Linked DNA regions of Homo sapiens: regions 2 and 3 are each linked to region 1. A link is a loop called in an ENCODE intact Hi-C map of the cell type or tissue named here. Cell type or tissue: B cell. All regions are shown on one strand. Region 1 overlaps TRIM54 (tripartite motif containing 54). Region 2 overlaps SLC30A3 (solute carrier family 30 member 3). Region 3 overlaps KHK (ketohexokinase).

Region 1 (8,000 bases):
AAGTGATCCTCCCATCTTAGCCTCGCAGAACACTAAGATTATAGATGTGAGCCACCGCACTCAGCCCTATCTATCTATCTATCTATCTATCTATCTATCTATCTATCATATTTTGAGATGGAGTCTCGCTCTGTCGCCCAGGCTGGAGTGCAGTGGTGCAGTCTTGGCTCACAGCAACCTCAGCCTCCCGGGTTCAAGCTGTTCTTATGCCTCAGCCTTCCAAGTACCTGGGATTACAGGCATGTGCCACCACACCCAGCTTTTTTGTTTTTTGGTTTTTTTTTGACTCCTGGCCTCATGTGATCCGTCCACCTTGGCCTCCCAGAGTGCTGGAATTACAGGTGTGAGCCACTGCGCCCAGCTCCATTTATTTATTTTTTAAGAGATGTGGGGATCTCTGTCGCGCAGGCTGGAATGCACTGGTATGATTGTGATTCACTGCAGCAGCCTTGAACTCCTGGGCTCAAGTGATCCCTACCACCTCAATCTCCCAAGTAGCTGGAACTACAGGCATGTGCCACCATGACCAGCTAATTATTTTATTTTATTTATTTATTTATTTGTTTATTTATTTATTTTGAGATGGAGTTTTGCTCTTGTTGCCCAGGCTGGAGTGCAATGGCACGATCTCGGCTCACTGTAACCTCTGCCTCGCAGGTTCAAGCAATTCTCCTGCCTCAGCCTCCAGAGTAGCTGGGATTATAGGCGCCTACCACCATGTCCAGCTAATTTTTTGTATTTTTAGTAGAGACGGGGCTTCACCATGTTGGCCAGGCTGGTCTGGAACTCCTGACCTCAGGTGATCCACCCACCTTGGCCTCCCAAATGCTGGGATTACAGGCGTGAGCCCCTGCGCCCGAACCTAATTTTTTATTTTTACATAGAGACAGGGTCTCAGGCAGGGCACAGTGACTCACACTTGTAATCCTTTGGGAGGATACTACTAATAATAATATTTATTAGTAGTAGTAGTACTAATAATAATATTTATTAGTAGTAGTAGTACTAATAATACTTTAGAAGAGCGAGGCAGGGGGATTGTTTGAGTCCAGGAATTTGAGACCAGCCTGAGCTGTGTAACATAGTGAGACCCTTGTCTCTACAAAAAATTAGCTGGGCATGGTGGCATGCCTGTAGTCCCAGCTACTCGGGAGGCTGAGGTGGGAGGATCACTTGAGCCCGGGAGGTTGAGGCTGCAGTGAGCCATGATTGCACCACGGCACTCCAGCCTGGGTGATAGAGTGAGACCTTGTCTCAAAAACAAACATACAATATTAAAAAGAGACAAGATCTCACTGTGTTGCCCAGGCTTGTTTTGAATTCCTGGGCTCAAGCCATCCTCCTGCCTCTGTTAGAGGAAAGAGGTCTTGACACAGACCCCAAGACAGGGTTATTGGATCTCGCGCAAGAAAGAATTCAGGGCTAGTCCATAGAGTAAAGTGAAAGCAAGTTTATTAGGAAAGTAAAGGAATAAGACAATGGCCACTCCATAGACAGAGCAGCCCCTAGGGCTGCTGGTTGCCCTCTTTTTTTTTTTTTTTTTTTTTTAGATGGAGTTTCGCTCTTGTCGCCCAGGCTGGAATGCAATGGCGCGATCTCAGCTCACTACAACCTCCGCCTCCCAGATTCAAGCGATTCTCCTGCCACAGCCTCCCAAGTATCTGGGATTACAGGCATCCGCCACCATGACTGGCTAATTTTTGTATTTTTAATAGAGACAGGGTTTCACCATGTTGGCCAGGCTGGTCTCAAACTCCTGAACTCAGGTGATCCACTCTCCTTGGCCTCCCAAAGTGCTGGGATTATAGGTGTGAGCTACCGGGTCCAGCCTGGTTGCCCATTTTTGTGGTTATTTCTTGATGATATGCTAAACAAGAGGTAGATTATTCATGCCTTCCCTTTTTAGAACATATACGGTCACTTGCTGACATTGCCATGGCATTAGTAAACTGTCATGGAGCTAATGGGAGTGTAGCAGTGAGGACCACCAGAGGTCGCTCTCATTGGCGTCTTGGTTTTGGTGGGTTTTGGCCGGCTTCCTTACTGCAACCTGTTTTATCAGCAAGGTCTGTATGACCTGTATCTTGTGCCGACCTCCTATCTCATCCTATGACTTAGAATGCCTTAACCATCTGGGAATGCAGCCCAGTAGGTCTCAGCCTCATTTTACCCAGCCCCTATTCAAGATGGAGTTGCTCTGGTTCAAACGCCCCTGACACCTCAGCCTCCCAAAGCGTTACTCCACTTAGTTTTAAAGTCAAGCAGGCCGGGCGGTGGCTCACACCTGCAATCATAGCACTTTAAGAGGCCGAGGCGGGCGGATCACCTGCGATCAGGAGTTCGAGACCAGCCTGACCAATATAATGAAACCCTGTCTCTACTAAAAATACAAAAATTAGCCAGGTGTGGTGGCATGTGCCTGTAATCCCAGCTACTTGGGAGGCTGAGACAGGAGAATCGCTTGAACCCGGGAGGCGGAGGTTGCAGTGAGCTGAGATTGCGCTATTGCATTCCAGCCTGGGCAACAAGAGCAAAACTCCATCCAAAAATAAATAAATAGGCCAGGCGCGGTGGCTCACGCCTGTAATCCCAGTACTTTGGGAGGCCAAAGTGGGTGGATCACGAGGTCAGGAGATCGGGACCATCCTGGCTAACACGGTGAAACCCCATTTCTACTAAAAATACAAAAAACTTAGCCGGGCGTGGTGGCAGGCGCCTGTAGTCCCAGCTACTCGGGAGGCTGAGGCAGAATTGTTTACCTGGGAGGCAGAGCTTGCAGTGAGCCAAGATCGGGCCGCTGCACTCCAGCCTGGGCGACAGAGCGAGACTCCGTCTAAAAATAATAATAATAATAATACCTAAAATAAAATAAGTAAATAAAAATAAAATCAAGCAGATTAAGCCAGGCGTGGTGGCTCATGCCTGTAATCCCAGCACTTTGGGAGGCCAAGGTGAACGGATCACTTAAGGTCAGGAGTTCCAAACCAGCCTGGCCAACATGGTGAAACCCTTTCTCTACTAAAAATACAAAATTAGCTGGGCATGGTGGCAGTCGCCTGTAATCCCAGCTACTCGGGAGGCTGAGGCAGGAGAATCACTTGAACTCCAGAGGCGGAGGTTACAGTGAGCTGAGATTGCGCCATTGCACTCCAGCCTGGGCAAAAAGAGTGAAACTCTGTCTCGAAAATAAAATAAAAGTCAAGCAGATTGGAGTCAAAGTCCTAGCTCTGTGCTTGACTTGGTGTGTCACCTAGGTATGTTACTGGACCTTTGTGGCCCTCACTTTCCTCATGTGTAAAATTAGGGTGAAAATGCCTACTTGTGAAAGTAGCTATAAGGATAAAATTCGATAATGGATGAAAGCAGAGACTTCAGTATGGTGGGTGAGATACTTGCAGGGTCCTCTCTATCACACAACTAGATTCTGTGTAAAACAGAATTTTCAAATTATATTGCTTGGTACATAGAAGCAAAGGAAATCAGTGGGGGTGGGGAGGGGCGAAGAGAAAAGGCGGAGCTGAAAGCAGAACCCTGAGTGGCAAGCACAGAAAAGGCAGCATTTCGCAGAGGACCAGTGCTGGCAATGTCACTGAGCTAGAGAGACCAGACTATTCCTCCAAACCCCTAAAAGGAGGGGTACCTGCAGCTAAGATTCCAGAGACCCGGCTGGGCGCAGTGGCTCACGCCTGTAATCTCAACACTTTGGGAGGCCGAGGCGGGCGGATCACTAGGTCAGGAGTTTGAGACCTGGCCAACATGGTGAAATCCCGTCTCTACTAAAGATACAAAAAATTAGCCGGGCGTGGTTGCAGGCCCTGTAATCCCAGCTACTCGGGAAGCTGAGGCAGGAGAATCGCTTGAACCCAGGAGGCGGAGGTTGCAGTGAGCTGAGATCACGTCATTGCACTCCAGCCTGGGCAACAGGGAGAGACTCCGTCTAAAAAAAAAAAAAAGTTTCCGGAGACCGTAGGTTAAACTAGGATCCTAGGAGCTAAAGCAGTAAATTGCGCCACCTGGCTTTCAACAGAGGCAAATGCAAATACTGCCTAGAGGAAAATATGCACAATTTAGGCCCGTAGGTATTCCCTAGATTAATTAATATCAATAAAATATTAGATCACAATTGAAGGTGCACAGAGAAACGTAATCCATGAGTGAAGTCAGCAGAAACAAAAAATACAGATTTAGGACCCCCCACAAAAGCAACTGAGATATTGGAATTATTAAATAATTGGAAGTCACTATAAATCAAATGCTTTTTAAAAAAAGATGAAAAATTTTAAAAACCAAACAATAATAGAATATCAAAAACCAACCATGTAGCTGGGTGTGGTGGCTCACGCCGGTAATCCCGACACTTTGGGAGGCTGAGGTGGGAGGATCACTTGAGTCCAGGAGTTGGAGACCAACCTGGGGAAATGTTGAAACCCCGTCTACAAAAAAATATAAAAAATTAGCCGGACGTGGTGTCATGCGCCTGTAGTCCCAGCTACCTGGGAGGCTGAGGTGGGAGGATCACCTGAGCCTGGAAGGTCGAGGCTGCAGTGAACTGAGATCGAGCCACTGCACTCCAGCCTTGGTGACAGAGTGAGACCTTGTCTCAAATATATATATATAGATAGATAGATAGATAGATAGATATAGATATACAGATATATATATATATATAGATAGATAGATATAAAACATTCAACAGATGGCTGGGCATGGTGGCTGGAACCTGTAAACCCAGTGACTAGGGAGGCTGAGGCAGGAGGACAAGGCCTGGTGTTCGAGACCAGCCTGGGTGACAGAGCAAGACTCCGTCTCAAAAAAAATTTAAAAAAAAATCAACGAATGAATTGAATGATAGATTTGTCTGAAAACAGAACTAGTGACCAGTATGAGAGGACTGAAAGAAAAACAGAACGTGCAGTTCTGGGAGATGATGAGAAGGCTGAGAGTGAGAAGGTCTAACAGGTCTAATCAGATTCCCAGAATGAGAGGATAAAGAGAATAGAGAAGAGGCAATATTATGCCAATGGATAATCTTGAAGACTTTCTCAGAATCGATGCAAGAAATGAATCTACAGATAAAGTATCTAGCCCAGTGTCTGGTATCTGGTGGATGTTTGGAGACTGTCTGTTCCTTCCCCACTTAGTGGTGGAGGGCTTCTCTCCACCTCCTTCCAGAATCACTAGAATGTGCTTCCGTACCTCTTGATGGTTCAAGCCTTCTAGATTGCTGTAGATGCCCTTATGGGGGGTGAGGTGGAAGGGCCAGCCCTCTCCTAGGCAACCCTGGCTGGGGTGAGGGGTGTAGCTCTAGGCCAGGTCCCAGCTCTGAGTGCTGACCTGTGTGTGTATCAGAGTGAGCTCAGCGATGGCATCGCGATGCTGGTGGCAGGCAATGACCGCGTGCAAGCAGTGATCACACAGATGGAGGAGGTGTGCCAGACTATCGAGGTGAGCCTGGGCTGGAGGGAGGGAGGAACAGCAACTGGCTAGCCTGCGGACCCCGGGCTCCCAAGAGAACTGCTCCTCTCTGACCTCTCGCCAAACTGGTCTGAAAGTTTCTGGGGTCCTGGGAGTGGTGGGAGGTGCTTTTGCCAGGCTGCTGGGTGTGCATTCCAGCTTTGCCGCAAAACTTTAATCCAGTTATTTAACTTCTCTGTGCTTTGGTTTTGTTTAACCTCATAAAACAGTGATGATGATAATGATACACCAGCTACCTCATGGGTTCTTTTTGAGAATTAAATGGAATAATGCAAATAAAAACCAGGGCTAGGGATATAGACAGCAATCAGTGAAGCTACTTTAAAGCATTGTGTTTTTATTATGGAAAAGATCTGGGCTGGGTTCTGGCTCAGCCACTAACTCACAGTGTCACTACGGATGGGTCACTTTCTGTGTTGGTTCTCTGTGAGTACCCTGTGCTTTCCCAGCCACCGGGTCTCAGCCACGCCTTCCCTCATCCTTGCTCCCCATCTTTTAGGACAATAGCCGGAGGCAGAAGCAGTTGTTAAACCAGAGGTTTGAGAGCCTGTGCGCAGTGCTGGAGGAGCGCAAGGGTGAGCTGCTGCAGGCGCTGGCCCGGGAGCAAGAGGAGAAGCTGCAGCGCGTCCGCGGCCTCATCCGTCAGTATGGCGACCACCTGGAGGCCTCCTCTAAGCTGGTGGAGTCTGCCATCCAGTCCATGGAAGAGCCACAAATGGCGCTGTATCTCCAGGTGGGCTCTAGGGGAGGGTGGCAGCGCTGCACAGTGGCTGGAGTCAGGGCCTTGGTACCTGGAGTCCCGGGTTCAAGTCTTGTCTCTTGCACCTGCTTGCCCCTACGACCTTGGGCAAGTCACCCCCTCTGAGTTCGTTTTCTGCTTAACGAATTGGGACGTGCCTTCCCACCTACCCCGCAGGACTGTGGTGAGATTCAGAAATGGGACTTTGCCCAGGTTGGCCCAGTGCTTACTCTCACCCTCCTTTTCTTCCCTGCAGCAGGCCAAGGAGCTGATCAATAAGTGAGTAGGCATAGCGGGAAGGGAAAGGAGGGGGCTGCACTGCTCCACTGGCTGGGGTGGGGCTTGAGAGTGCTGGGGCATTGCCAGCTGAGTCCGTGTGGCCACTGCAGGGTCGGGGCCATGTCGAAGGTGGAGCTGGCAGGGCGGCCGGAGCCAGGCTATGAGAGCATGGAGCAATTCACCGTAAGGGTGGAGCACGTGGCCGAAATGCTGCGGACCATCGACTTCCAGCCAGGTGAAGGAGGTGGCCGAGGGCCGCTGAGACGGGTTCGGACCCTCTGTGTGGGGGGTGCGGCGGGCACGATGGCCGTAAAGGCAGGGACTCCACCTCACCAGGCCTTCCTTGGGCTCAGGCGCTTCCGGGGAGGAAGAGGAGGTGGCCCCAGACGGAGAGGAGGGCAGCGCGGGGCCGGAGGAAGAGCGGCCGGATGGGCCTTAAGGTGAGAGCCGCCCGATGGGCCTTAAGGTGAGAGCGGCCTGAGGGGCTTGGGGTGGGGCCTGGCTGGTGTGCTCGCGTCCCCTCCCCCAGTGATTGCCCTCCCTGCGGGTAGCGTGGAGCCCCCACTCCTCGGTGCAACCCAACCCCGGAGCCACAAAGGCGCGCCCCCTAGGGCGGAAAAGTACACTTTCCTCCTCACCCGCTGTTCCTCTGGGGTGCTGGGAGGGCAGGCAAGGCAGGCTGAGTAGAGGAGAAACCCACGTGGCGGGGGACGGAGTGAGCGGGGCTCGAGCTGCCTCGTGCCTTCGCAGCACCCGCCCACCGAGCCTTCTTTCCCGGGCACAGGCCTGCGCCGACCCGACCCTGCTCGAGAGCCCGCGCTAGAGTCGGGGAGGATCTGCGCAGAGACCGCAGCATCACCCAAATCGGCGCCGGCCCCGGGAGGATCTCAATAAAGAACTCGAGCGTCCCAGACCCGTATCTCCTTTCGCTGCCCAACCCCGCAGCCTGGGCTTCGAAGGCGACCCGCCCACCATCCTGCCCTTCCCAGAACCTGAGACCGTCTGGGGGGCGGAAGCCAAATGAACCCCTATTGGGCACCTCTGTGATGCCAGGAGCGAACTGGTGAGCCCAGCGCCCTGGGAAGAGGGCCGAGGGCGGGGCGGTGGTGCCGGGACCTCTGAGGTCCTGGGGATTTGGGGACCCTTGGGGTCCACATGCACCTGGCTGACCTGGCTGAAAGCCGCTGTCTCGGAGCCCCCCACAGCATTTTGTTCCCCTCCCGCTGGCCCGGGGGCCCCACCTTCCCACGGGTTCCCACGCTGCTGTGACTGCCCTGCCTCTACGACAAAAGCCAACGGGTCTTCAGTACTTTTATTAAAAAATAGTCACGCAGACAGTGCCCTGGTGGCTCTGCCCCGCATCCCAACTCTGGGGTGGGGGAAAGGGGTCAACGTTTTCGCAGCCCCAAACCGGGCCATCACTTGCCCACCGAGTCGAATATGATGCGGTTCTGCTCGGCGCGCTCCCGCTGGCTCTGCGTCCGCGCCAGCTCCAGCAGGGTCCGCA
Region 2 (8,000 bases), 53 kb before region 1:
CTGAGAAACAACTTCATATCTGCCATGTAATTGTCATGAAGCATAAAAAGTTAGTTTGCTTCCTGAGGTACTTAAGAGGTTTGATCTATTTCTTCTATAAGAAACATTTATATGCCAAGCACTGTTCTAAGCGCTTTACAGATACATCCCTTTGACACTTGGATGAATCCTTTGACTATCCCCCACCTTGAAAGAAGTGTGGCTAACGTTGGGTTGCTATTACAGCCATTTTCTCCCACCTCTTCACTGTCCACCCTAGTGAAGGAGACATCCCCCTCAACATAGGTAGTCCACCGGGAGCTTTGTCAGCTGCACTCTAGTCCTGGCCCTTACAACTAACTACCTGCAACCATGGCAAGTCAGTATGCCTGTGGGCTTTTATTTTTTATACTAAAATTTTGTTTTTGAGACAGGGTCTCATTCTGTCACCCAGGCTGGAGTGCAGTGGCACGATCTCAGCTCACTGCAGCCTTGACCTCATGGGCTCAAGTGATCCTCCCACTTAAGCCTCCCAAGGAGGTGGGACCACCATGGCCATACCACCATGCCCGGCTAATTTTTTGTGTTTTTTTTGTAGAGATGGGGTTTTGCCATGTCGTCCAGGCTGGTCTCAAACTCCTGGAGTCAAGTTATCCTCCCCACTCAGCCTCCAGAATAGCTGGGACCACAGGCACATGCCACCACACCTGGCTAATTTTTGTTCTTGTTTTGTTTTATAGAGATGGGGATTCGCCATGTTGCCCAGGCTGGCCTATTACTTTTTTTTTTTTTTTTTTTTTTTTTGAGACGGAGTCTTGCTCTGTTGCCCAGGCTGGAGTGCAGTGGCGCGATCTTGGCTCACCGCAAGCTCCGCCTCCCGGGTTCACGCCATTCTCCTGCCTCAGCCTCTCCGAGTAGCTGGGACTACAGGCACCTGCCACCACGCCCGGCTAATTTTTTGTATTTTTAGTAGAGATGGGGTTTCACCGTGGTCTCGATCTCCTGACCTCGTGATCCGCCCGCCTCAGCCTCCCAAAGTGCTGGGATTACAAGCATGAGCCACCGCGCCCGGCCAGGCTGGTCTATTCCTGGGCTCAAGTGATCCTCCTGCATCAGCCTCCTAAAGTGCTGGGATTACAGCCATGAGCCACCATGCCCAACCCACCTATAGGCTTTAAAAGGGTAGTTGGCAATTCCCAGTGTAAAATTGCAAAGTGTCTGTAGTTCTGCAGTAATATCCCCTGGGACAATGAGGGGGCATTGGCTGGTGGAGGTGAGGAGCAGAGAATGAGGGCCAGGATGGGATGAGTGCTTAATGGAAGACTCGTCTGGCAACAGTGCCTAGAAGAGAGAAAGGAGCCATTTCACCATCAGGACGCCAATTAGGAAGTTGTTGCAGTAAATACAGATCATGGGTGAAGAGGTTCTAGATTCAGAGATAGGAATAGATGTTATAACACTGAGGAGAGAGGAGAGTGAAGAATGACTGCACAGTGTGGGACCTCAAGACTGGAAGAAAGAAGACTGATGAAGGTAGACCAGATAGCCAGTTTGGGGTAGGGGAGGGCTGATTCCATTTGGGCATGATACCTAGCTGCCGTGGGCCATCTATATGGAGATGTCATGGAGGTAATGGAGCTGGGGAGTTGGAGCAAGCACAATAGAGACAGGTGGCATTTATATGTGACAACACAAGTGCCATGAGAGCAGGGACTTTACTCACTGATGTATCCCAAACACCAGAACAGGGTTGAGCACATAGTAGGTGCTCAGTAAATGTGTTGACCGAAGCATCAACATAAAGGTAATTGAAGCTTTTAAAATATGCATATTTGTTCACCAAGAGAATAGCGGCAAGCCTCAATTTCAGCAAGGGCCGCAGGAGAACTCAGGAGAAAGCCCTCAAGAGGCCCAGAATTCCAAGTGTGTGAGGGACGGGAGACGTATTGGCAGATTCAAATCCTGTAGCAGGCCAAAGAGAAGGAAATTTGAGGCAAGGACCTTGTCACAATAGTTGTTAGGCTGATGCTTTGTGGTGGTAACCAGGTTTCACGAGGTTACTGAGGGACTGGTTTAGAAGCTGAGGTCATTTACCAAGTGGCAAGGAAAAAAATGGGTGTTGAGATTGGGAGCTCAAAGGCTTTAGAGAAGGTCAGGGAAGCTGTGATGAATCCGCAGGAGATTAATAGAGTCACAAGCAGGACTCAAGGGGAAGCTAAACACTGAATTTGTGGTGGGGCTGGGGGAAGCCATGTCCAGGGCAGGGGCGTAGAAGGGCTTGCACTCCCTGGAGGACCCAAGAAATAGAAATGAGCTGGCCGGGCGCGGTGGCTCACGCCTGTAATCCCAGCACTTTGGGAGGCCGAGACGGGCGGATCACGAGGTCAGGAGATCGAGACCATCCTGGCTAACACAGTGAAACCCCATCTCTACTAAAAATGCAAAAAAAATTAGCCGGGTGTGGTGGCAGGCACCTGTAGTCCCAGCTACTCGGGAGGCTGAGGCAGGAGAATGGTGTGAATCCGGGAGGCGGAGCTTGCAGTGAGCCAAGATCACGCCACTGCACGCCAGCCTGGGCGACAGAGCGAGACTCCATCTCAAAAAAAAAAAAAAAAGAAAAGAAATAGAAGTGACTGCCTGCTTGAGAGCACCTGAATTGCTACCATCAAATGCTACCATCAGATACAGATTTATACCTCGGGAATCAGCATGTATGAAACCTGCTTGTTGGCCCATTGGTAGGAGCTGGGGATTAGAAGATATTTTATGGACTTTGCATTGGCCTGACATTTATCTGTTCACCATCCTTCCACCCATTCCTTCCATCACCAGCAGTCATACTGAGCATGTACTTGGTGTCTGGCTGTGAGCTAAGTGCTGGGGGAGCATGCCTTCCTTCAAGGAGTGTGCCGTCAGTAGGCCACTCACCGTTTTACTGTGTCTCCCAGCAGTCCTGTGTGACCACGTCCTGGTCCAGCAGGATGGGGGAAAGCAGGGAGGCCATGCTTGGGCAGACTCCGTGGTCAGGAAAAAGCAAGTTTGTTGTTGTAGGGTCTGAACCCTGCTTATTTTGGTAAGCTTTCTTATCTTTTTAATATTCTGGGTTCAGTTCCCTTCTATTTCTCCCCAGGCTTTTGGCTACAGTCCTTTAAAAATTTATAGCCATCGTTGTTGAGCCAAAGCAAACAAAAGAATGGAATCGGAGGTTAAGGCTGTTTGGGTCGTGTCCTCTGAGTGAGCTTCTCCAGGTCTGGGCTTCTTCCTGTCCCCAGGATGCTGTAGCCAGAGAGCAGATGAGGGGGTCTGGGGTACCACACGGGGAATGGCAAGAGCAGAGAAAGGCTAGGACCAGGGCTGAAGGAGGGAGGCACAGGCTCTGGCAACCCGGGCCTTCCTGCCTACCCACTCTCCCCACGTTCTTTCTCTTGCCAGTTAAGGAAACGGGGCCTGCTTTGTGTATGGGATTGCTGGTGATCACAGCTGCATCTGGGGGTGTGGTGGTATACACGTGGAGTCCCAGCTGCTCAGGAAGCCGAGGCAGGAGGATTGCTTGAGCCCAGGAGTTTGAGGCTAGCCTGGGCAGCATAGCAAGACCCCATCTCAAAAAAGGAAAAAGCCCCCACACAGCTGCATCTGGGGCCTCAGGCTTTGCCCTGTTGGGGCCTGGGAACTGCCCCTCCAAGCACCCCTTGGAAGGTACTGACCAGGTACTGACGAGGTGTCCCTGGGACTTAAGCCAGGGACAGGGAGGCCCTGGGAACTGCCAGAGTTGGGGGAAGGGAGGTTGGAGAGTTAAGAAAGAGTACTCCAACTATAAAAGGAACACCCTGACTACAGTTCTCCACAGTGAGGGTCTCTGCCTGGCGGAGGGGAAAAGGGTCTTCCCGTCCTGACCCCAGTCCTGAGACTCCCTGCAAAGACTTCCGGCTGCCTCTGCCGCTGCGGTGGCGTATGCCCCAGTTGGGGGCGCTGCTCCCCAGCCAGCCGGGCTCTAGGAAGCGGGAGGGCCAAATGCCTCCTTTAAGCCGGCTGCACCGGGGCCCTGACCGGGCGGGAGGGCTGCTGGAGGGTGGTGCTTATCACCCGGGCTTCCTCTTGACCCTGCCGGCTGGGCCCTGGGCCTTGGCCTTCGCCTCTTAAACGTGGTGCAGGACTCACCCTGGGCCACCCCCAGGTGGGCAGCCTTGGGAGAAGGGCAGGACCTGCCCATGTGCCCATGCTCCTCCGCCCAGTCACTGCAGCACGAAGCCTCTCAGGTCCGCACCCTGCATTCTGGCCCTTTGATCTCCAGTTTCTCCTTTGAATAGCCCTGCAGCTCTCAGCAGGGAAACCCGGCCTGCCTCTCTCTCCCTCCACTCTCCATTTCACCCCTTTCCTGGCTGTCCCTCTTCTCTGGTTCCTCTCTGACCCGAAAGCCCACCCCTCCCCTAGTTAATCAGCTGTGTAAAGAGCTGGGGCTGGGCTGAGGGATGGGCCCTCCCCCACCTGCGTTGCTCTCCCCTGCCTTCCCCTCACCCCTCCCAGGCCCAGTCCCTTCCCCTCGACTCTCCCTCCTCCATCTATCATCAAGGAAGGGCACCCAGGGGAAAGGGACTTCTGGATAAGCGAGTGGAGAAGGAGGATAGGAGGATAATGGGGGAGTGCAGGCAGCTCTGCAGATAAGGATTTCCTGGGCTCCCGGGGATGGTGGCCCAGTGTGAAGGTGGGAGAATGCTCCAGAGACCTGTCTCCTCATCCTCCCGATGCCCGAAGGTGAGTGGAAAGGCAGGATGGCATAGAGAGAGGGCTGGGGACGTCCAGGGGCCAGAACTCAGAACCGAGTGGAACCAGCTGCACGACCATGGGCAGGTGAGCCTGCTTCTCCATCTGTCAGGTGCACAGGATACTGTCCGCACCACAGTGCCTTGCACAAAATAAGCTCAATGATTGCTGCTTCCTGTCCCTGCTGTCAGGGTGCCGGGCCACTCTCTTCTCCTGAAATCTCTCCCCTGCATCCTGGGTTCAACCCAAAAGCTAACTCTTATATACACCTTCTATATACCAGGCACATTCACACCCATGATATCACGTAATCACTATTTTATAATTGAGAAAGCTGAGACGCAGAGAGGTTAACTGTGACTAGAATAATAGTAAAGGCAGAGCAGAACCAGAGGGTCTGACCCCAGAGCCCCAGGACGGGAGTGCCAGCGGCAGCAGGCTGCTGGAAGGGCTGAGGAAAGATTTGCTGAGAAACTCAACTAGGCAAGAGCTTCAAAGGGGCCTGGAGTGGGAATGAGAGCCTGGGCATGTGCTGGCTGACCCTGGGGAAGTCTTTTTCCCTCCCTGAGTCTCCTCCTTCTATGGGCAGAAGATGGACTGGATGCTTGGTGAAGGCATTCACCTGCCCTGAGCATTCCCCTGCAAAGGGACCCAGCATCGCACAGATAGGACAGGCTGTGGCTTAAAGCATTTCATAGGGTGAAAATCGAGTCCTCCTGTTCCCCACCCTCCTTCCCTCTCCTCGATTTCCTCACTCTTCCCCACCCCCATCCTGTCACCTGGGGCCTATAATCAATGAGACGTAAAATGAGAAAGTATCAGGAACCAGCAAAGCATGGCGAGCAGCTGGGGCGGCCTTGCCGCCGGGCGTGATGGACTGCCAGCCCTTCGCTTCGCCAGCCTCCCACACCCTGACGTGGGCAGTGGCGTCTCACCCAGCCTGGGCTAAGGCTCCCAGCTGGACATCAGGGAGGGGGCTACCTCTGATGAGTCCAAAAGCCTCACCTTTAAAAAGGAATGAAATCTATGGTCTTGACATGGAAAGATGAGTCTAGGCTGCATGGTTGAGTCATAAACACAGGTAACACGATCTCACCTATAAGATGACCCCATTTTTGTTATTATGTAGAAATACTGACCCCATACTAGGATTAGCAGTTTTCTCGGAAAGTAAGATTACAGGGGAAACATTCACTTTCTACTTTATATACTTTTCCTTTGTTGTACCCTTAAAACAAGTATATATTGCTTTTATAGTAAAAATAATCTGATAATAAAGATATTTCTATTATGAGGAAGGCTCACAGAAATATGCATGGGCTATTGAAAATGCTCAACGTCCTTGCTTTGGGCTGGGATTTTATCAACATGGTGGGAAGGCCTGAAGCACTAGATCTAAAATCAAAGCACAGAGTCTAATTTTTTTTTTTTTTTTTAAGACAGAGTCTCCCTCTGTCGCCCAGGCTGGAGTGCAGTGGCGCAATCTCAGCTCACTGCAACCTCTGCCTTCCGGGTTCAAGCGATTCTCCCTGCCTCAACCTCCCGAGTAGCCAGGATTACAGGTGCCCACCACCATGCCCAGCTAATTTTTTTTTTTTTGAGACAGAGTTTCACTCTTGTTGCCCAGGCTGGAGTGCACTGATGCAATCTCGGCTCACCGCAACCTCTGCCTCCTGGGTTCAAGCAATTCTTCCGCCTCAGCCTCCTGAGTAGCTGGGATTACAGGCATGCGCCACCACACTGGCTAATTCTTGTATTTTTAGTAGAGACGGGGTTTCTCCATGTTGGTCAGGCTGGTCTCGAACTCCTGACCTCAGGTGATCCACCCACCTCGGCCTCCTGAAGTGCTGGGATTACAGGCATGAACCACTGTGCCCGGCCAAATTTTTGTATTTTTTAGTAGAGACAGGGTTTGACCATGTTTGAGACACAGTCTCACTGTGTTGCCCAGACTGGAGTGCAGTGGCACAATCATGGCTCACTGCAGCCTCGACAACCTGGGCTCAAGTGATTCTCCCCACTTAGCCTCTCAAGTAACTGGGACTACAGGTACACACTACCATGCCCAGCTAATTTTTGTATTTCTTGTACAGACAGGGTTTCACCATGTTGCCCAGGCTGATCTTGAACTCCTGGGGTCAAGTGATCTGCCTGCCTCAGCCTCCCAAAGTGCTGGAATTACAGGCGTGAGCCATCTTGCCTAGCTGATTTTTCTTTTTTTTTCTTTTTTTTTTTTTTTGATGGAGTCTTGCTCTGTCGCTCAGGCTGGAGTGCAGTTGCATGATCATAGTTCATTGCAGCCTCAACCTCCTGGGCTCAAGTGATCCTCCCACCTCAGCCTCCTGAGTAGCTGGAACCACAGACATACACCACCACACGTAGCTAATTTATTTTTATTTTTAATTTTTTTTGTAGAGACAGGGTGTCACTATGTTGACCAGGCTGGTCTTGAACTCCTGGCCTCAAGCGATCCTCCTGCCTCAGCCTCTCAAAGTGCTGGGATGACAGACATGAGCCACCAAACCCAGTGAGTTTGATTTTTTTTTTTTTTTGAGACAAGGTCTTGCTCTGTTGCCCAGGCTGAAGTGCAGTGGCATGATCATGGCTGACTGCTGCCTTGACCTCCTGGGCTCAGGCAATCCTCCTGCCTCAGCCTCCTGAATAGCTGGGACTACAGGTATGCACCACCACACCCAGCTAATTTTTAAATTATTTGTAGAGACAGGGGTTTCCCTAGGTTGCCCAGGCTGGTCTTGAACTCCTGGGCTCAAACAATCCTCCTGCCTCAGCCTCCAAAGGGCTGAGATTACAGGCACAGGCCACTATGTCCAGCTTGAGTTTGATTTTTTTTAAAGAGAAAATCAACAATCCCTTAATGAGCCTGATTTTAAGACTTAATGTGTCAAAATATGCAGTTCTTAAGACAAAGGGGGAATAGGTGTAAAAGAGGTCCTTGGTGTTCACAGCCTAAACCTGGACTCAGGGTTGGCTGCTATCAGGGTTGAGGGGTCCCTACCGCTGGACACCTTAGATGGCCTGAGAACCAAGCCCACATCAGTGCTATGGTCTAGCCATTCTCCCTCAAAGGGACCCAGCCTCCCTCCAGCCAGCCTGAGGCCCACTGGCATGCAGGGACCTCTGAGAACGACTGACTCCCAGGGATTCCTTGGCTCCTTACCTTCCAGCATTCTCCTGCAACCAAGCCCAGGGCACATGGGACTGTCCCTGAGCCAAGGACCCAGGCATGCTGTGAGCCAGGG
Region 3 (8,000 bases), 200 kb before region 1:
TCTTAGAGGCTCGTGTGCTCCAGCACCCTCTCCCCACTCCTTTTGGAGGTCCAGACCACTTCCAGGCTCTAATCTGTGTCTCCTTGCCCTTTTCCTGGCCCGGCCTCCACCCTAAGCTTCCTGGTGGCCGACTTCAGGCGGCGGGGCGTGGACGTGTCTCAGGTGGCCTGGCAGAGCAAGGGGGACACCCCCAGCTCCTGCTGCATCATCAACAACTCCAATGGCAACCGTACCATTGTGCTCCATGACACGTAAGGCCCCCGGGCCTCGCCCTGCTACAACCCACCAATCAGTTGGCTCAATCAGTTCCCTCACTCGCCACCATGGGCATCCCAACTGCCCCCCTCTGTGGCTTCTGTGTACCAGAAGTTGCTCCCCTGCCAAAATGTCCAGTGATTTCCTAATTGCTTTCAATTAGGGGAAAAGTGAGGTGGGAAGGGATGGGCTTTGCTGTGCCTGGTGACTTGGCCTTGGTCAACACCAAAGAAGGGCAGGCAGGCCTATATAAACTGTAATTTATTAAGTGATTCCTCCATAATTATTAAATCGTTAATCAGCAGCTTGGCTGTGGGTGCGGGGAAACTGTTCTCAGGACAGAAGGGTGGGAGATGGGATTCAACCCTTCTTAAGAAGGGCTGTGGGGGGGTGCCCACTGGGATTTCCAAAGTCAGCCCCAGAGTTGCCAGCCTGCAGCATGGCACCAAGGAGCTGGGGTTTGGGTGTGTAAAAGAGATCAGCCCCCCAAAGTTTCCAGCATGATGAAGCCAGGCCACACACCATTCACAGCCATTGCTGAAGGAGGGGAAAGGAAACATGGGGTCAGCAGATCAGGGTCATCTAACATGGTGCTGACCTGGGGGAAGGGGCTATCCCTCCCTTCAGGGTCCCAGGCCACTCAAGAGAGGCCCCATGGGCCTAGACACTTCTTATCCCTTGCAGACTCCCTCCTGCAGGATTTTAGAGGTTTAGTGTACTAAGAACCTAGTACGTGCCAGGTACTGTTATGGCTGAGAGGGCCCAAGCCCAGCAGCCCTCAGGTTCAGGCTGTTCCTACGGCCCAGCCTGACTGCCGGACCTGGAGGAGGGGCAGCCATCCCTGGGCTTCATATGTGCAGTGAGTGTGAGTAGGCAGGCATATGTGCTACAGGTGACCTTCGCATTGGGCAATCCTAGTCAAATGCTTGTTAAGCAACAATCCGTAGTAACCCTGATCAAGGACACAACATAGCTATTTACAGGAGAGGAGCTCTGAGGAGAAATGTTTCTTGCCCACTGGCCTCAGTCCAGGCACATTCACACACATTACCTGCAACTGCAGCAGGCTGCAAGGGGGCTGGGGGTTTCAGCCCCATTTATCAATGTGGAAGTTGCCTCCCAAAGGCCCGGGCAGATCACACAGCTATAGTTAAGTGGAAGGACTCGGCTACAGAACGTGGAGCGGGGACTTTGGCTGAGTTGAGGTCTCTGGCTCAGGAGGGTCAAGGCAGACCTCTATCGGGAGTCCCCTTTCCTAAACCGGCCAAACACAAACTCTTCCTCAAGTGCTACCTTGACCTCAGGGTTGCAACGGGGAGCTATTAAACGCAGGACAGGGGTGCCATAGGTAAACCCCAACGCTGGGGCGCCAGAAGTGAGGGGGACCAGACAGCCCAGGCAGGGGGTCGCGGGCTTTATACTTTCCCAGGGCTCTGCCTGTGGGAGCCGTGTGCTGCTGCAAGGGATTCTGGGAAGTGTAGGCTTGGCGCTCTCAGTGCATTCTGGGAGATGCAGTCTCCAAGGCACACAGACCTTGCCAGTTGACATGTGTTGCAGTTCAGTTTACCGAGATAATTTAATCACAACCTCAAACTCAGGAAAGGGCACCCCAGCAGACTGTAACAGGGACAACCCTGGAGCTGAGCCTGAGAATCCTGTGCTGTGGATCCAGCTTCCTGTCATGCTGCCAGCAGTGCAGGCACAGGGTCCACAGCTGCCAGTTAGAGATCCTGGCTCTGCCTGACCCCATCATGCTCCTTCTTCTCTGTCTTTTCCATCCTGTGACCTAGGAGCCTGCCAGATGTGTCTGCTACAGACTTTGAGAAGGTTGATCTGACCCAGTTCAAGTGGATCCACATTGAGGTAAGCCCTGCCTTACCTGTGTTTCAAGGGGCTCAACCTGCCAGCCTCCTCCACATGTTCTGCCTCCTTGGTTTCTTTGAATCATGAAGTACCTTAGAGATAAATGAACCCAACCCCCTCATTCTCTCTCCATCTTTCCTTATGTCTTCAGGTGAGAAAACTAAGGCCCAGAAAGATTAGATGACTTACTCAAGGTCACACAGCAGAACGTAAGCACAGCTGGCTCCAGGCAAAGTCCTGTGCTTTCTGTGCTACGGGCTGCCCCATTGCCTCCAACTCTGCCTCTGGCGGATGTCTGACTGCTTAGGGCCTGACCCATTACCTCTGGGGAAGCAGGAAGGACAGGGCCTGACTCAGCTCCCAAATAAAGGGAACTAGAGCCTTTACTCCAAGAGAGGTTTTGGAGTCTGGGTGGAAGGAAATCCTGAGAAGTCCTGAGTTCTAGCTCCATCATTTAACCTATGGTAGGTCTTTCACAGTATCTTTTATTCTTTAGTCTTCTCATCTGTGGAATGGAGTAGCTGGTTGATAAGGTCTTCAAAGTCCACGACAGCTCTGAATGTTGTAATTTAGGATGGGGTTCTAGCCCAGCCTCCCCGAGGCCCTCTCCCTCCTCACCCAGAGTTTCAGCGGGGCAGGAAGAATGAGGCAGATTGGCCAGGCAGTGCCCAGCGGTCCTGAGCTGCCCTGTCCTGTACCAGGGCCGGAACGCATCGGAGCAGGTGAAGATGCTGCAGCGGATAGACGCACACAACACCAGGCAGCCTCCAGAGCAGAAGATCCGGGTGTCCGTGGAGGTGGAGAAGCCACGAGAGGAGCTCTTCCAGCTGTTTGGCTACGGAGACGTGGTGGGTGCCCCATTCAGCCTCTCTTTGCCACTTCCAGCTAATTTGGTTCTTAAAGGGAGCCAGAATCCTTTTATCCTGCCTACCACAATTGGAATAGTGGTTCCTGGTTTGGTGGTGTTTGAAGATGGGGGATGGGGGTTAAAGCAAAGAAGTAGACCCCTAGCCTTGGGCTCCAGTGCAGGCCTCAGCAGTGAGCAAGGAGTAGAATGTCTCCACCCCAGGTGGGTGCATAGGTGTAAGAATGCCCAGAGGGCTTGGGTAGGGCTTAAACAGCCACAGGGCAAGCCTGTGTGGAAGCATCTCCTCTCTGGGGCTCCCCAGTCTTTTCCTCTGCAGAATGAGGGCACACAACTGTTCTCTGAGGTTTCTTCCAACTCAGGGGTGTCTGGCAGGTTGTGGGGGCTGCTAGGGTGAGGGAAGGGTGGGAAGGAGACTTGCATGAGTCTCTTTTTGAAAAGGCTGGATGTAAATGGAATTTGGGAAGTAATCCCAGCATCATAGCAGAAGTTGGTTGGAGACCATCCAGCCAAGGTCCTCAACCTTGTGACTTGTCCTCAACCTTGGCTGCATATTAAAAAAGATGAATGCAGGCCAAGTGTAGTGGCTCACACTTGTAATCCCAGAGCTTTGGGAAGCTGAGGTAGGAGGATTGCTTGATGCCAGGAGTCCAAGACCAGCCTGGACAACATAGCAAGACCCCTGTCTCTATGAAAATAAATTAGGCCAAGAGCAGTGACTCATACCTGTAATCCCAGCACCTTGGGAGGCCAATGCAGGAGGATCACTTCAGCCAGTCATTCAAGATTGCAAGACCCTGTCTCTATACAAAAAAAAAAAAAAAAAATTCCTGGCATGGTGGTGTGCACCCATAGTCCCAGCTACTCAGGAGGCTGAGGCAGGAGGATTGCAGTGCCTGAGCCCCACCATCTTGTTTTTGATTGGCAGGGGTAGAGCCAAGGCTTCGGTGTTTTGTTTTTTGTTTTTACCAAAACTTTCTCTGGAGATTCTAAAGTGTAGGTAGTGTTGAGGGAGCCTCTTTGTTTTCCAGATGAAGAAACCATACCTAGAGGACATAGTTGTGGGAAAAACCAGCAAAACTGCTCCAGGGAGCCAGCATGGCGGTGGTAGATTCCACCCCAAGGTGGCGCTCAAGGCTTTCTGTGGGTTTTCAATCCATTGATCAGAGAACAAACGGACCAGGCCTTTTGTTTTACAATTTACAAGGCTGTATTCTATTATATATAAGCATCGATAAAAATATGCTTCTGGCCAGGTGCAGTGACTCACACCTGTAATCCCAGAAATTTTGGGAGGCTGAGGCAGGAAGATCATATGGGGCCAGGAGTTCAAGACCAGCCTCAGGGAGACCATCTTCACAAAAAATAAAGAAAAAAGAAAACCACGTTCCCGTGGGACAGTGAGATGCTACGTTGGGGATCTATGTGGACATGTTGGGGGAGTCGTGTTGTAATGGGGGCAACGCTAGGCTGCTGTTGGTGAATGACGAGTTAGAAGTGACCACCAGCTTCTCTTCCACTGCCCACAGGTGTTTGTCAGCAAAGATGTGGCCAAGCACTTGGGGTTCCAGTCAGCAGAGGAAGCCTTGAGGGGCTTGTATGGTCGTGTGAGGAAAGGGTGAGCCGGGGAAGCCAGGAAGGGGCTTTAGAAGGTACAGGATGAGCCTGGACTCCAGGAGTCCGCCCTGGAGCTGGGAGGATGGCTGGGGGGACGGGGTGGGCTAACACCCAGCTGAGTGGAGCCGTCTTGCAGGGCTGTGCTTGTCTGTGCCTGGGCTGAGGAGGGCGCCGACGCCCTGGGCCCTGATGGCAAATTGCTCCACTCGGATGCTTTCCCGCCACCCCGCGTGGTGGATACACTGGGAGCTGGAGACACCTTCAATGCCTCCGTCATCTTCAGCCTCTCCCAGGGTGAGTATGGCAGCAGGAGGGGAAAAGGACTGGGACCTGTCCCTGCCCCAAACACCTGGCTGACCTAGCTACTTGCCCCTCCTCCAGGGAGGAGCGTGCAGGAAGCACTGAGATTCGGGTGCCAGGTGGCCGGCAAGAAGTGTGGCCTGCAGGGCTTTGATGGCATCGTGTGAGAGCAGGTGCCGGCTCCTCACACACCATGGAGACTACCATTGCGGCTGCATCGCCTTCTCCCCTCCATCCAGCCTGGCGTCCAGGTTGCCCTGTTCAGGGGACAGATGCAAGCTGTGGGGAGGACTCTGCCTGTGTCCTGTGTTCCCCACAGGGAGAGGCTCTGGGGGGATGGCTGGGGGATGCAGAGCCTCAGAGCAAATAAATCTTCCTCAGAGCCAGCTTCTCCTCTCAATGTCTGAACTGCTCTGGCTGGGCATTCCTGAGGCTCTGACTCTTCGATCCTCCCTCTTTGTGTCCATTCCCCAAATTAACCTCTCCGCCCAGGCCCAGAGGAGGGGCTGCCTGGGCTAGAGCAGCGAGAAGTGCCCTGGGCTTGCCACCAGCTCTGCCCTGGCTGGGGAGGACACTCGGTGCCCCACACCCAGTGAACCTGCCAAAGAAACCGTGAGAGCTCTTCGGGGCCCTGCGTTGTGCAGACTCTATTCCCACAGCTCAGAAGCTGGGAGTCCACACCGCTGAGCTGAACTGACAGGCCAGTGGGGGGCAGGGGTGCGCCTCCTCTGCCCTGCCCACCAGCCTGTGATTTGATGGGGTCTTCATTGTCCAGAAATACCTCCTCCCGCTGACTGCCCCAGAGCCTGAAAGTCTCACCCTTGGAGCCCACCTTGGAATTAAGGGCGTGCCTCAGCCACAAATGTGACCCAGGATACAGAGTGTTGCTGTCCTCAGGGAGGTCCGATCTGGAACACATATTGGAATTGGGGCCAACTCCAATATAGGGTGGGTAAGGCCTTATAATGTAAAGAGCATATAATGTAAAGGGCTTTAGAGTGAGACAGACCTGGATTAAAATCTGCCATTTAATTAGCTGCATATCACCTTAGGGTACAGCACTTAACGCAATCTGCCTCAATTTCTTCATCTGTCAAATGGAACCAATTCTGCTTGGCTACAGAATTATTGTGAGGATAAAATCATATATAAAATGCCCAGCATGATGCCTGATGTGTACAAGGCTCTCAAAAAGTTCTAGTGATGATTAATATTACTGGGGATGGGGTCACCTGCCCTGAGCTGCAGGAGAGCATGGGGTGTCTGAACACCAGGTGAGGGGGAACCGGTGAGGGTTTGGGGCCCAGGGATAGACTGAGCTTTCCTCACTGGGTCCTCTGCAGCCGGCCATGGCTAGCACCATGCGCTCTGCTGCCGGAGCACCGTGAGGCCCAGAAACACTGGGCAGGCGGCATCCCTGTCCTTTCGGTCCCCAACCCCGTTCCTCTGAGAGGGTCTGGGCAGGCTGGACGGGTAGAGAGGTGGCCGGGGGGATGAATTCATTCAGTTCTTTATTGGTAATCTGCCCCTTAACTTAGGGTCTCCCTGAGCTGCACAGAAAGACCTGATACCTACTGGGACCAGGCAGGGGGCACAGAGATGGTCCTTGTCCCAGCGTACATTTCCCCTGCCCACTTCAGGGCTTATGTTCTGGCACTGAGACTTCGTGGGGTACCTGTATCTTCAAGATCTAGATCTCATCATTCTCCACTTGAACAATGTGCACCTCAAAGTCATTTTGGGTGTTCTTAGACTCCAGTGTTTCCCCTGGAAGTTCCTTGGCCTCCTCTCCATTCTCCCTGGCCTCTGCCTGGCCCCCAGCTTCCCCTCTGGGCCCGGGGGCATCTCCTTCAGCCTCTGCCTGGCCCCCAGCTTCCCCTCTGGGCCCGGGGGCATCTCCTTCAGCCTCTGCCTGGCCCCCAGCTTCCCCTCTGGGCCCAGGGGCATCTCCTTTAGCCTCTGCCTGGCCCTCAGCTTCCCCTCTGGGCCCTGGAACATCTCCATCAGCCTCTGCCTGGCCCCCAGGCTCCTGGACAGGATCCAAAGACTCCCTTCTGGCCTCTACCTGGCCCTTTGCTTCTTCTCTGGGACCAGGGGCTTCCTGTGTTTCTTGTCTTAATGGGCTTTTAGCTAATAGGGACTGCCTTCCAACAGCTTGTGGCTCCTGAGGAGATGGAGCAAGGGGCTCTCCGGGCTCCACGTGCCTGAGGGCTACTCCCGGGAAGTTGATGAGCTCAGCAGGGGTCATGAGCCCATCCCCATTCAGGTCCTGGGTCTCGAGCACTTTGTCCACTATCAAGATCACCTGTGGAAGCAGAGTCACTGTGGGGTCTCCAGGGACAGAGATGTTCCCAGGAGTTCTGACCCTCCCTAACACACCCTTGCATCCCTGCCGTGCAAGCTCTGAGCCCTCCTTTTACAGAGGACTCACCAAAAGAGTTATGATGAGAAAGACCAAAGCCCCAAAGTGCTGGGTCTCCTTTATGCGGGGATCTCCATCCAGCAGAGCTTACCGGGTTGGTGGTAGGAGAGTTGGCAGCTCCAGGGGCCAGAGCAGCTGTCAACATGGACAGCAGCTCCAGGCCATCCAGCTGTCCACTCTGGTCATAGTCATGGAGGGCAAAGAGGTAGAGGAGAACTAAAGAGAAGAGAAGCTGGATTAGAAGAGGTGCCGGGGGAGGTGGAGAAGGCAGGAGTCAATGGGGCAGCCGAGGTCAGTCCCAGATCTGGCTGCCCAGAGCCTCCCGTCCCTGGCCCCATCAGCCCAGCCCCTCACCCTGCTCCCGGCTCAGATGCTCCAGTTGCACTTCTGTCCTTCCTAGTCCCTTTAGGTAGCTCTGCAGAAGTCTGTCAGAAAAGTGGAGAATCAGCCCGGGAGAGGTGAGTCTGCAGCCCTGGGCCTGGTCTTCTCCCTGAAAGCACCCCCGGCCCACCCTACTCACCCGAGCTGCTCCTGGCCTGGCTGGAAGGGGTTGGGCAGGAGCTGATGCTGCACTTCAGAGTCTGGCCTGGAGGAGGAAGGGGAGGACCAGCCTTGCAGAGAGCCTCCCTCAGGGCCCAGCCTGCCAACCTTCTGCCTCCAATCTCCTGGCAGTTTTCT

What was found. Peaks named below come from ENCODE experiments on the same cell type or tissue, not always from the same donor. Only the 100,000 strongest peaks of a DNase experiment are listed, where the experiment ranks them.
Region 2: it touches region 1 in a loop (26-fold over the local background); 38 of 110 quality-filtered maps call a loop at or near these places.
Region 3: it touches region 1 in a loop (15-fold over the local background); 47 of 110 quality-filtered maps call a loop at or near these places.

The regions. Positions count from the first base shown.
Region 1 is chr2:27,299,610-27,307,609 of GRCh38, forward strand. It overlaps TRIM54 (tripartite motif containing 54), which reads left to right. Exons shown (of 9, transcript NM_187841.3): 4 at 5,350-5,445; 5 at 5,975-6,208; 6 at 6,471-6,493; 7 at 6,604-6,728; 8 at 6,847-6,933; 9 at 7,278-7,826. The coding sequence ends at 6,932. It overlaps UCN (urocortin), which reads right to left. Exons shown (of 2, transcript NM_003353.4): 2 at 7,791-8,000. The coding sequence ends at 7,912. Among named protein-coding and RNA genes, the nearest start is that of UCN, 4.8 kb to the right of the region's middle. RefSeq lists a silencer at 1,871-2,076. In B cell, CTCF peaks have their summits at 1,989 (motif pointing right), 2,192, 4,021 and 4,226; DNase peaks (open chromatin) are centred at 3,992 and 7,312; H3K4me3 peaks cover 1,166 bases; H3K27ac peaks cover 480 bases; H3K27me3 peaks cover 3,131 bases.
Region 2 is chr2:27,246,392-27,254,391 of GRCh38, forward strand. It overlaps SLC30A3 (solute carrier family 30 member 3), which reads right to left. Exons shown (of 8, transcript NM_003459.5): 8 at 7,293-8,000. Among named protein-coding and RNA genes, the nearest start is that of SLC30A3, 13 kb to the right of the region's middle. RefSeq lists enhancers at 3,067-3,861, 3,862-4,655 and a silencer at 3,491-3,671. In B cell, CTCF peaks have their summits at 3,961 (motif pointing right) and 4,161 (motif pointing left); a DNase peak (open chromatin) is centred at 3,950; H3K27me3 peaks cover 2,215 bases.
Region 3 is chr2:27,094,684-27,102,683 of GRCh38, forward strand. It overlaps KHK (ketohexokinase), which reads left to right. Exons shown (of 8, transcript NM_006488.3): 3 at 117-251; 4 at 2,046-2,118; 5 at 2,820-2,966; 6 at 4,513-4,601; 7 at 4,737-4,894; 8 at 4,982-6,079. The coding sequence ends at 5,067. It overlaps CGREF1 (cell growth regulator with EF-hand domain 1), which reads right to left. Exons shown (of 6, transcript NM_006569.6): 3 at 7,843-7,908; 4 at 7,677-7,747; 5 at 7,414-7,538; 6 at 5,911-7,205. The coding sequence ends at 6,591. Among named protein-coding and RNA genes, the nearest start is that of KHK, 12 kb to the left of the region's middle. RefSeq lists enhancers at 4,357-5,200, 6,806-7,306 and a silencer at 6,920-7,099. In B cell, CTCF peaks have their summits at 4,086 (motif pointing right) and 4,091 (motif pointing right); DNase peaks (open chromatin) are centred at 1,748 and 4,108; H3K4me3 peaks cover 513 bases.